Regions from separate parts of the Homo sapiens genome. Here all the other regions are linked to region 1. The links are chromatin contacts, found by Hi-C or POLR2A ChIA-PET in ENCODE. All regions are on one chromosome and are shown on one strand. Each heading gives the region's core, a stretch centred on a gene start or an enhancer-like site at or near the end of the contact. The rest is flanking DNA. Distances are from core to core; before and after follow the strand shown. Region 1 holds the start of PPA2 (inorganic pyrophosphatase 2). Region 2 holds the start of STPG2 (sperm tail PG-rich repeat containing 2). Region 3 holds the start of RAP1GDS1 (Rap1 GTPase-GDP dissociation stimulator 1).

What was found. A loop is a pair of places that touch in the nucleus more often than their neighbours do. ChIA-PET counts read pairs that join two places held with the same protein, here RNA polymerase II (POLR2A). Pooled maps may share reads with other maps.
Region 2: a map of CD8-positive, alpha-beta T cell shows a loop between it and region 1 (16-fold over the local background). The contact joins the promoter of STPG2 here to the promoter of PPA2 in region 1. A Hi-C loop is called at or near these places in 2 of 168 maps with a recorded cell type or tissue (CD8-positive, alpha-beta T cell and naive thymus-derived CD4-positive, alpha-beta T cell) and 4 of 50 pooled maps.
Region 3: a map of naive thymus-derived CD4-positive, alpha-beta T cell shows a loop between it and region 1 (14-fold over the local background). The contact joins the promoter of RAP1GDS1 here to the promoter of PPA2 in region 1. A Hi-C loop is called at or near these places in 1 of 168 maps with a recorded cell type or tissue (naive thymus-derived CD4-positive, alpha-beta T cell) and 2 of 50 pooled maps. POLR2A ChIA-PET finds 5 or more read pairs at or near these places in 1 of 52 experiments (activated CD4-positive, alpha-beta T cell).

What each region holds. Positions count from the first base shown.
Region 1 is chr4:105,471,475-105,475,311 of GRCh38, reverse strand. It overlaps PPA2 (inorganic pyrophosphatase 2), which reads left to right and starts at 1,250. Exons shown (of 12, transcript NM_176869.3): 1 at 1,250-1,418. The coding sequence starts at 1,262. RefSeq lists a silencer at 1,060-1,269 and enhancers at 1,490-1,609, 1,900-2,069.
Region 2 is chr4:98,141,447-98,145,283 of GRCh38, reverse strand. STPG2 (sperm tail PG-rich repeat containing 2) reads left to right here and starts at 1,808. Exons shown (of 11, transcript NM_174952.3): 1 at 1,808-2,242. The coding sequence starts at 2,134. RefSeq lists an enhancer at 1,982-2,081.
Region 3 is chr4:98,259,702-98,263,538 of GRCh38, reverse strand. It overlaps RAP1GDS1 (Rap1 GTPase-GDP dissociation stimulator 1), which reads right to left and starts at 2,155. Exons shown (of 15, transcript NM_001100427.2): 1 at 1,970-2,155. The coding sequence starts at 1,973. RefSeq lists silencers at 1,865-1,934, 2,035-2,334 and enhancers at 2,301-2,863, 2,615-2,914.

The sequences.
Region 1 (3,837 bases), core at 1-2,500:
TTATGGGAGCATTTGCCTTATAGTTATGCCTATTCAAGTTGACACATTACAAAGGTACCACTGTTGACAAAAACATTTTAGGATCTATAATCTTAGTAGAGTGTCTCTAAGTAGCTAGTCACAATATCTCCTAGGAATCCTTTCTGGAACTTGGGTAGACCAGTATCTCAATTTTAATGATCACACGATAATTGGAGATGCTGAAAGAACCTGGGTGCCCAGTAGGAAAGTAGCCTAGATGATGATAGTCCCAAAGAAGATGGACTAGAAAAAAATAAAATGACACGTGGCAGACTACTGGTTGTTCTACAATATCCATTCTCCTGGATACTGGCCCAAACCATCCTCCTATCTCAGCCTCCCAAGTAGCTGGAACTACAGGCGTGTGTGCCACCCCGCCTGGCCGATGCGCGGTGGCTCACGCCTGTAATCCCAGGACTTTGGGAGGCCAACGCAGGCGGATCAATGGAGGTCGGGAGTTCGAGACCAGTCTGACCAACATGGGGAAACTGTCTCTACTAAAAATACAAAAATTAGCTAGGCGTCGTGACGCATGCCTGTAATCCCAGTTACTCAGGAGGCTAAGGCAGGAGAATAGCTTGAACCCAGGAGGCGGAGGTTGCAGTGAGCCGAGATTGTACCATTGCATTCCAGCCCAGGCAACAGTGTGAGACTCCGTCTCAAAAACAAAACAACAACAAAAAATAATAAAATAAAAGAAAGAATAAATAATCTCTACTGGGTTAGGAAATGGCCTTATGGAGAAGATGGCATTTGAGTAAGCTACTTAGGGTTTTTTGCTCTGTAAGTCGGTGTCAACGTCCCGTTTTCACGTGGTGGCCTGATCATTTTGTCTTATAGTGATGTCTTTGCGTGCATGTGCGCTCATCTCCTATATTGGACAGGGTCTAGAGCAGTTCCTGGCACAGAGTAATCACTCAATATTACATCACTATACTAAAAAATCATGATAGTAATTCTTGACGGGATAAATGAAGGCATGAATAAATGTATGAATTAACGAGTGGCAGTGAGCTCTTCAGGGGTGGTGGGTCTTGTCTCACTCGTCTTTGAGCTGCGGCCTCGCTGAGGGCATAGTGCGCACAACTGGCTGGTGTTCCAGATTCCACTGGCAGGGACCAGGATCGCAGCCCGAGCGCCGGGGCGGGAGGGATGACTCCGGACGGTAGGGGGCACCGGCGTGCGGCCCGGCCGAGCCCCCAGGTAGCTCCGCGCGCACAGCAGGACCGTCATTGACGCCATGAGCGCGCTGCTGCGGCTGCTGCGCACGGGTGCCCCAGCCGCTGCGTGCCTGCGGTTGGGGACCAGTGCAGGGACCGGGTCGCGCCGTGCTATGGCCCTGTACCACACTGAGGAGCGCGGCCAGCCCTGCTCGCAGAATTACCGCCTCTTCTTTAGTAAGTAGCTCCCGGAGGTTCGCCGAGCGGCGCACCGGAGAAACCTGGGTGGGGGATGGAATGGGGGACACTTGGGACGCCCCGCGCGGTCTCCCTTCTCTCTTTTTGGGGCCCTCAGCGGTAGCCGCGCGGTCCAGGCCACCTTACTTCCCGCGGGAGCGCGCACCGAGTCACGAGAACTGCCAGCGAGGAGGCGGCGGATCAAGACCCCAAAGCGGAGAGCAGAGGCGCAGGGCTGCCGGCTGGGGGGTAGATAGCGCCCTGTGCCCTGCCAGCCGCCCTCCCCGAGGGGTAGGCAGAGTGCAAGCGGCCACCCCGCGGCGGCCTGCAGCCATTAGCCGGCCCGGCCGCCGTTCCCGGTTCACACAACTCAGTGAGGAAGGGAAGGCAGAGCCCGCCCACACGCCGGCCTTCCTAGAGGCGTAAGAAACCTCCTACTGCGGGAGCTCCCTGACGTCGGAGAGGCAGGCGGAACTTTGCGGATGCCTAATCCAGCGCGTCTTCTTTTTTTGGAGGGACTCTGATGAAGGTTCTTTCCCCAGAAGCTTGACTTGGTACGCACAAGTTTACACCCTGAGTGTGATCCACCATCCAAAGCCTCGTTGGTTCCGGAGCAGCCCCTTTTCCTCCCCAAGCTGAACAAGCCCAGAAGGCTAAGCGACTTCGGGGGGGTCCCTGAGTTGCCGAGCTCAGAGAAAGGACCCAGGTCTTCGTGACTCATTGTTCCGTGTACCCCATTGTTTCACTGTGTACGTTAACCGTAACAGAAAATAGCGATGTCGGTCGCTTGCCTTCACTCCCCACTGACTGCAGAGCCTTGGAGTGGTAGTATCAAAGTGGGCCTTGCATTATCGCTCCCCTTTTCGGAGCACTGGCTCTGGAGGCTTTCAGTTCTAAGCAGGCCCTCGAGTTCTTCACGTCTTAACTCTGTGACCCCGGACGAGTTTAAGTTGCTAAGCCTTGTTTTTTCTCATCCGTAAAATAGGGCTGCAAGTATTACATGACATTATATATGTAAACTGATTAGTCACAGGGCCTAAAATATAAATTACTATTGTTAATACCGATAATCATTATAGATATTTGTAATTTATGAGAGATTTGCAGTTATGCTACATGAGTTTAGGGTCGAGGATTATTTTGTGGGAAAGAAGAGTTTGCCTAAAGTCGTGTGATTATAATGCAACTAGTACTAGAATTTCTATTTTCTTCAAAATTGGTTGCAGTTTTCACCCTATGCCACATATTTTCTTCTATCTTTGGTTAAGACTGATCAGGTGAACAGGAAGTCTCAAATTTCTGAATGGATTATGTTCTAAAAGGTTACCATGTGATGATTAATGGGAATAGTCAGAAAAAATTATGAAGTGGCAGTTCGCTTTTTAAGCAGATTGAAAAAAGGCCTGTCTACTGCAAGTATTCTAGATTTGCAATAAGTACGGTAATTAATAGATACCCAAATAATAAATATTTATGAAGTGTGCTAGACACTGTTAGGCATAGTACAGAGATTCACAATATTACTATAATTATGGAAAAAGTAAATACACTGGTTGAGCAAAAACAGGCTTGAGAAGCCAGGAGCGCACAGAGTAGTTGACCCAGTACCGGATTTGGAATGGGGAGTCCTAGGCCATAATCTTGGCTCTGCCGTTAACTCGCTGTGTGCTGTTGGGTGGGTGGTTACTTCAGTTCTTTCTCACAGAGCCAGTTTCTTCAGCTGTAAAATGAAGCTTTTGACCTTGAAACGATGATCCTCAAGGTCCTTCTCAGCACTGGTATTCCCTGAAGGCATTGGATGAATAACGGAGATTCTAACAGTCTCTGTTAAGACAGGATGTCGAATGGGGGCATTTTTGGGAGTATGTTGGCCTCTTATTGTTGGTTTGTTTCTTTAGCTGCAAATGTACTTAGGACTCATGATTTTTCTGTAACTAGAGTGCCACAAATAAAATACGTTTTTCATTCAGTTGGATAAACAGGGCAGGAAAGAAGAAAACCCGATTTTACTAAGGTAAATGGGCAAAAACTGGAAGAAAGGGGAGTGTGGTTTTGGAGAGGGTCCCGATGGTAAGATCCTGATTGGAAGGTGTGTTGGTTAAACAATTTCTGAACTAACCGCCAGATGGCATCACTGGCCAGGACTGTTTACTACCTGCTAGAAGGGGTAGGGCAAAGTGAAACGAAGCCACTCTAGGGCGAATGGGGTAAGGGGAAAGCAACGAATAAATTGCCCTTTATAAAGATGATCACAGATTGGATATTTATTACTCAGTGTGTCTGTATGCAGTACTAGGGTGGACTAATGTCTCACTTCAAAAAAAATATGAGTGTAGTATACTTGGCCTAAAATTGTTACTCAGTGTTACTAAAGTGTAATCATTTTCCACATCTCCAAATATATTCCAAGTCTCTGAAA
Region 2 (3,837 bases), core at 559-3,058, 7.3 Mb after region 1:
AGGGTGCTATGAAGAACTCCCTTTGTCTAAATTAGGTTACATTCAATGGCTGAAAATCAAATCAGACAGAAAGCATATAAAGCCAGCTTTACCATTTCCATTTCCAATCTCCAAAAATATGTATATTCAAGCAAAGAGTAATGTAGACTACTGCAGACAGAATGGCCAGACAGGGCTTGAAATTCTGCATCAATGCTTACGGCAACCATGGCCTAGACCTGAGTATGCAGTTTGGGTTGATATCCTTGTTTGGATCATCAAGGTCAAATGATGTCCTTAAGGACATAGCGGGCAAATTTACAAGCACCACTGGATTATCATACACAGCACATGAATTTTTCTCTTTCATCTCTGTGACTCTTTCTAATATGTCATAGTAAATATCTAGATCTTCTGAATGGGTATAGGTGGCAGCTTGGAAAATAAGGTTAAAACAACATTGAGAGAATTATGAGGGTTTCTGACAGAATGCAGGGAGAATCGAAGTTGGTGAGATGTTTCCAAAATATTGCAATATTCATTTTCCTACCATTAAAAAAAATCTTTGCCACCTCTCGTTTTGGATTATACGTCTCTTTCCCCATTAGAGAGAGAACACCTGAGGGCAGGGACTTTCTTATGCCTTTGTATCCTCATAACTTAGCAGGGATGGAACCTACAGTATATGCCAATTCGTGTTTTTTAAGTGCATAAATAATTTAGCTAGCTATTGAACAGAAAAAAAGGTACTACAGATACATCCTTGAGAAGCATATAGCCTCGCAAGGAGAGGGTTCCGACCTATATGGCACAATGAAGCCACAGTAAATGTTGCACAGGATTGAGTGGCAAATCGTGTATTACAGAGTATGAAAACTATAAAAACTTGTAGTAGGAACAAATTAACGTACTGTAGACCATTTGGAGGTGAGGTATGATCAAGGTAGGATTTGTCTAAGCCTCTGAGGATATTTATAATCTGGACAGAATTCTTGCTAGAAAAAACAGCCTGCGAGATGCAGAGGTGGATTCTGACATAGATTCCTTAAGCCCCAAGGACAAGCAAGGTTTCTTTTGCCCAAGGTTCAGAATCATTGGTTTGGTGGGGTGGACTGGGCTTTTTCAGTGCCTTCGCTTTGCTTTTTAAATATTGATGAATCAGTATTGTGGTTACCTGGCATACGACAAAAGAGGCAGCTTTCAGTCACTTCCACGGCTTCAGTTGGTGAGCTTTTCGCCTCCTTGCCTGGTGTCCTCATTTCTTTTTTTTTTTTTTTCTTTTTTACCCTTATCTTATTTGTTATTTTTTTTTCTGGGTTCTCCATTTCTTGTCACTGCCCTGAGCCCTGGGTTTGTCTTAGCAGTTTGGACTATCTACAGGTTAAGATCAGAGGTGCCTTTTCTCTGTGAGTACGAGTGGGGCTGCAGTAGAAGCGGGGGAGAGCTTGCGGAACCCCAAGCTCTCTGCTTCATGCTACTGCATTTTTCTTTACTAGGTTCTGTTGAGTCGGGAAGCAGATCAAGGTCAAGTTAGTCCTCACCCTTCCTAACGCGTTTTCTAAGGTTCTTCTGCATACTTAAAAAAGTTCGGGACCTAAGTAGTTACCGGGACCCCAAGAGCTACGAGGTTTAGGCCTGCCTTCTTCAAGGCGCGCCGGGTTCCGGGTAAAAAGAGCCGGGAAAGGGTGGCTGCTCGGTGCGCATGCTCCGAGGGCTCGGCCCAGGAAGGCACCTCCACTTCGCTCCCTAGAGACTGGGCCCGCCTCCTCCCCAGAGACTGGGCCCGCCTCCTCCCCAGGCTTCCGGGCGGAGAGAAGTGGGCGGAGTCAGGGCCGGAAGCACCGGGGCGAGCGTCTAATCCCTAATACCCAATTTTGGTGGCGTGCACCTGGCAAACTGATGATTGTGTGGGACGTCTAATCTCTAGTCGCTCACCCCTCTACTTTACCACAGAGCTAGAAATCGATTTGAGGAAATCTGGTATCAATGAGCGGGCGGGGAGACAACCCCACCCCTAATTTCCCTGTTTACGGAAGTTCTTTCCCGGCCTCCTCAGACTGGTGTCGGCTTCCTTTTTCTCCACACTTCTAGCTACCTTGTTTTTATCGTTTTCGGCACCTGCCCTTCCCCAGCGCCCCCACCACCCCGAGCACTATGTATGATCGGGCTCCCCGCCTGCTCAAATTGGCTGAAGGTGGCAGCACTGAGGCCCATGTGGGTCCTGGATCCTACCAGGTACCTTTCCTGAAGCAGCAGGCGACAGGTAAGATGTAGGAAGAGGCAGAGCTCCTGTGACAGGCATCCTATCTTCAGCCTGCTCCGCTTCTGCGTGCTTGTGAGTTAAACATAGAGCGGAATAGTACCATTTTGTAAACATAACAAAACATGAAGTAGGCAGGGAAAACACTATACTTTTATTTTACAGATGAGACTGATAGTATCACTTGTCCCATTTCAAAAGGCTGGTGAGCATATGGCTAGGACTTTTGATTCCGCAATAGTTGTCTACATCCTACTTTTGATTGTGCAGTTTAGGTCTAGGATTTTGATTTCCTGGCTGTGTTGACATAATATATGAGTCTCCAAATCCTGTGCCCTTACCTCCCGCTGTCTCGTTGCTTTGTAATCCTGCCTGCCTCACATCTTTCCTCCCATTAACCAGAGACATTTATTTATTAAGATGTAGCTTATATTTCTATTTTGCAGTATTATTTAAAGATAGTTCCGTTTTTTTTTCAGACAGATTTTTCTGACCGTCCTCATCTCTTTTAACACACTTCAGGGGAGCCCCTTTTCTCCACATTCTGTAAAGAAAAATTATATTTTTGACCAGTGGAGTGGGGATGGATAATTTAAATAATATTTGCTCTCCTCGTTTGTTTGCAGTTAGTGACTTAGTCAAAAATAAATACATCAATTTTGCTTTCTACTTTTTCTATTCTGGTGATTTTCTGGAGCTTAATACCGTCCAAATGATAGTTTTTCTTAACCTACATTTTCCCCATACCTACACTATGTATTTTCAAGCAAATGCCAGGATCCATTATTCTGTTACATAACTGATCAGATAAGGGAAGGTTTAGGTTTCTTGGGGTGGAGTACAAATTTGACTTCTGTCAGTGTTTCACATGTTGAATTGTACTGCTTCACAGTATCTGGTATCACTATTCTTGCAGCTTATTCTATCTTTATTTTAATGGAGTTGGGCATTATAAGCATTAATTCCCCTAACAATGGCTAACAATGACCCCCTGTGACACTTTGCAATCCTTAATTTTGACATAACTGACCACTTTATTCTTGGAAACACTTCTTTCCAAAATGTAACATCATTTCCTCCTGTTTTTTTTTTTTTTTTTTTTCCCAACTACTGTCTTGGAAGAGTGTCTGGGAACATGATTGGGACCTAATAAACATTTGTTAAATGCCGAATCAGGGCATCATCTTCTCCCCCTCTCCAAGCAGTCCTTCATGGCCTTCTTTAAATGTTTTTATGTTTCTTGTTGATGAAAAGAGTCAAACTCTGTAAAATATTTTAAGAGATTTATTCCGAGCCAAATATGAGTGACCATGGCCTGTGACACAGCCCTCAGGAGGTCCTGAGAACATGTGCCCAAGGTGGTTGGGGTACAGCTTGGCTTTATGTATTTCAGGGAGGCATGAGTTATTAATCAAGTACACTTAATAAATACATTGGCTTTGTTCAGAAAGGCGGGACAACTCAAAGTGGGGGCTTCCAGGCTATAGGTAAATTTAAACATTTTCTGGTTGACAATTGGTTGAGTCTATCTGAAGACTGGCATCAAAAGAAATGTTCAGGTTAAGATACAGGATTGTGGAGACCAAGTTTTGTTGTGC
Region 3 (3,837 bases), core at 906-3,405, 7.2 Mb after region 1:
AGTGCTTATGAAGAGACAGATTAACCAAAGAGTATCAGAGATGGCTTCAAAATGAGAGATAGGTTTCTATTTGGCCCTTTTTAAAAATCAAGCAATAGCACTCAAGATTTTGAAGATTATTTTTAAGTAGATAATTTCTTTTAGGTATTTTTATTCACCAGTGTTGTAACGGAATTGGATTTTTTCCACTGAAAAAGTACGGATTTAACATGTAAGCTAAAATGTTAAATGGATTGTTTAAGGCTCACCTGGAAACATGGGAAAATATATTTTGCAAGCCAAACTTGAACTTACAGTCCAATATCAGATAGGGTTATTGGACATACTGTATATTTCCTTTGAACATACACACACTTATCTGTGTATGTATGTTCAAAGGAATTTTATTTCAAAGTGTATTTTATCTGTGTATGTTCAAAGGGAACACACATAAACGTGTGTATGTTCGACGGAAATATACAGCTTGTCCAATAATCTGATATAATACCTATTTAAAAATCTACTTTAAGAGAAAGGCAGACACGCATAAATGGGCCACCCAATTTTTACAGAAATTTGTTCAGCATATCGAGTACTCACGTTAAAAAGAAAAAACAACTGAAAATAAAATTCAGAGCCCTAGACCTTTTTTGATTCATACCACCTCCTCCGTCAACCCTGGCCTCTTCCAGATATATGGCCAAAGGTCGGGATCAAAGCCTGAAGCATTTGCTGTTCCAGAAAACTCTATGGACACCATTCCCAGGTTTAGATACTTCTTGAAGATTCTGAGTTGCACCACCTAACTCTGAACGTGTTGAGCACTGTATTAACAGATGAAAGGACCACATTCATCTCAAGCTTTAAATAACTCGCACAGAAGGGGTGGGAAAAGTCCCAGCTGACAGATGCCAAGGGAGCAAATTTTAAAAAGAGGAAATTATGACAGACAGGAGTGGAAGCAAACTGGGGAACTTAGTACAAGTCGCTACTATTAAAAGAAACTTTGAGCTCTTAATTACATGACAGCATTCATCAGACGTTTCTGTGATTACTGAATGTAACAGTTAAGCAATAGATGATGTAAAAAAATTAGGTCAAATGTATATATCGTTTTATAAAACATATTTGCTCTTAAATCTCTCATCCAAACCAATCTCTTCAGATTAACTATAAATACAAAGGAACTAAAATCAGATTATGCAGATTAGACAGGAGGAAGCTGGGAAAGAATAACTACCATGTAAGTTCGGTAACAACGTTACAGGGCGCAGTTTCCTGCTACAGAAGACGGACGAAGGAATCCAGAAAATAGGCTGGGCACGGGAATATTGCACACTGTAGTCACCCAGCACTAATTCAACAGCTAGCGGCTCTATCCTGCCTCACGTTCCTCGTGGCCTCTGACAAGTCATCCTTTCAACCTATGAGGCTGTCCGCTCTCCCCCTTGGAAAATAATTTCCGTGCAGGTTGTAAGATCTCCCTCACAAACTACTTGCTTCCACTTCCCCGCCCGGGATGAGGAGTCTCCACGACGGGGAAAGGTCGCACTGACAGAGAAGGAAGTTACACGAAGTGGTAGTGGTCGGACCCGAGCCTCGAGCTCAGTACACGCGGGGGAAAAGGAAGCGGGCGGCCTCTGGAGAAACGGGGATGGAGCTGCAGATGCGAGCCCGCGAGGCAGGCTCCGTGGTGCCCGGGCACCGGCAGGAAGAATGGAGGAGGGGAGGCGAGGCTGCGAGGTGCCGGGGAGCCGGGCGGCGGTCCGGCCCGCGGCCGACCCCACCCCAGCCCGCGCTCGGGACCCTCCCAGCCCCGGCACCCGGCGTGCGTTCCGCGTGCGCCGACTCTCCCCGGAGGAACAGCCACCGTCTCACACCCGGGGACTGGAGAAATCCGGCAACTTTGCGCGAGAAATGCTTCCCACCCTGCAGCACGCCGAGAAAGAAAAAAATGTCAGGCGATGACGGCGGAGGAAGGATGACTTACCCATGTTGCTCCCCGAGGGTGAGGAACCGGCGGGGCGAGGCGAAGGTCTGTGGTGCGGGCGGCGCGGCTCTGTGTCCTCCCTCTACCTCCGTCTCTCCCGCAGCCAGGGAGGGACCCGCGGGGGGCGGCCGCCGGGGAGGAGCAGCTGGTGCTGCTGCAGGCGGCGCGGCCGCGGCGGGGACGAGCGGCGGGGGGCGGGGCGGGGCGGGGCGGGGCGGGACTGGCGGGCGCAGCCTGCGGCGGGCGCGGCTCCGAGCGGGCGGGCGGCGGAGGCGCGGGAGCCGGCCTGAAGAGCTCCGGCCCCGACTCGCAGCCCACGAGCGCCCCGCCCTCCCCACCGAGCATGCTCAGTGCCTTTTCCACCCCTCCCTCTGTGGCGAGCGAGGCTAAGCGTGCGGGTGGGCGTGTGTTTGCAGACCGGCTGCAGCCGCGGCAGAGGATCTTCATGGCGGCCGCCTGAGAGGCGGAGGGCGGGCCCGGAGAAAACAGGGAATGGGGATATTGAGCCCGATCTGCTAGCAGAGGACTCACCGCTGCCTTGCTTTCCCACCCTGACCCACCAACCCCTCACCCGGAACCCGGGCTTGCCTTCTTTACGGGACGACCGGGCCGCACAGGCCGGAATTAACCGGAGAAGAGGCTGGGCCGCCGCAGAGCCGGGAGGGGTGGTGGGAAGCCAGAGCTGACGAAGTTGGAAAGGACGTGTAGGCGACTAGGCCTGCGCCTCTTGGGGACACCTGAGGACGCCCGCTGGGCAGCTGGCTGAGGAGGGGCCGCCGGGAGGGCGCTCGATAGCAGGCGTGTCATTGGGACACTTAAGGCTGCTCTAGCTGTGGCCAGCTTAGAAACAAAGGTCCCGGCAGCGAGGAGAGCGCCCGCCCCAGGATTTCCTCGAAGAGTGTGTCGTTCTCCCTCCCGGAGGAGCGCGGCCTTCCGTTCCCCGGAGGGCTCTGGAAAGGCCCTTTAACCGGGGTGCCGTCGGGCTCCATCCTGCTGTGAAAGCGGGAGGAACTACGTTCCCCAGGCTTGAAAATAAGCGTCCTGCTGGGTTGGCTGCGGCACTGCCAAAGCTAACCCGGCGGAGGTCCTTTGATCCCGGGGCCACCGCCCGCTCCCACCACCACCTCGGCCTCGGGGAGAACCTGAGCAGGGCTCTCCCACTGAGGGCGTCCTCCCGACTGGGCATGCACGTGAGGCCGGGGCTGGCTTCGGTCCTCTTCCCTGGGGTAGGAGGCTGGAGGAAACCGATTTCTCTGCACCCTAATCTTGCCCTGGCTCCTCCTGAGTGGGGTGAGGAATCTGGTCGCTCTCCAAGGCTACAGCGACCGGAGTCCTTCAGGGGACACTGTGCAGTCAGCAGTACAACCTGTTGGAGAAAGATGGCTGAATCGAGGTGTCTTTCCCCTGTCAACTTTCACTCGGTCAATCCAATGTTGAGAAAGGGCTTTTTTTGTTTGTTTGTTAATTAGTCGCCTATTCTCACAGTCATCAGTTTCTGCTTGGTGACTAGTATTTCGAGCACACAAATCAGAAGCGACCCTGTAATTTGTTAAGCAAAGAGCAGATTTTATGTGATTTTTCTACAGCAAGAAACGATAATTAAAAAGGTTTGGTAAAACAGGAAAATACAATTTAACTGCTGAAGTCAAATATATGGGACTTTTCTGATGCATGAGACTATCAGGCACCTCACTCTTAGGATGTTCTTCTTGTTTGCCTCTTAAAATAATCGCACTACATTAGTTCCCTAGGGCTGCCGTAACATACCACAAATTGGGTGACTTAAAACAACAAATTATTATCTCACAATTCTGGAGGCCAGAAGTTTGAAATCAAGGTGTAGGCAGGGCTGTACTCCCTCTGAGGGC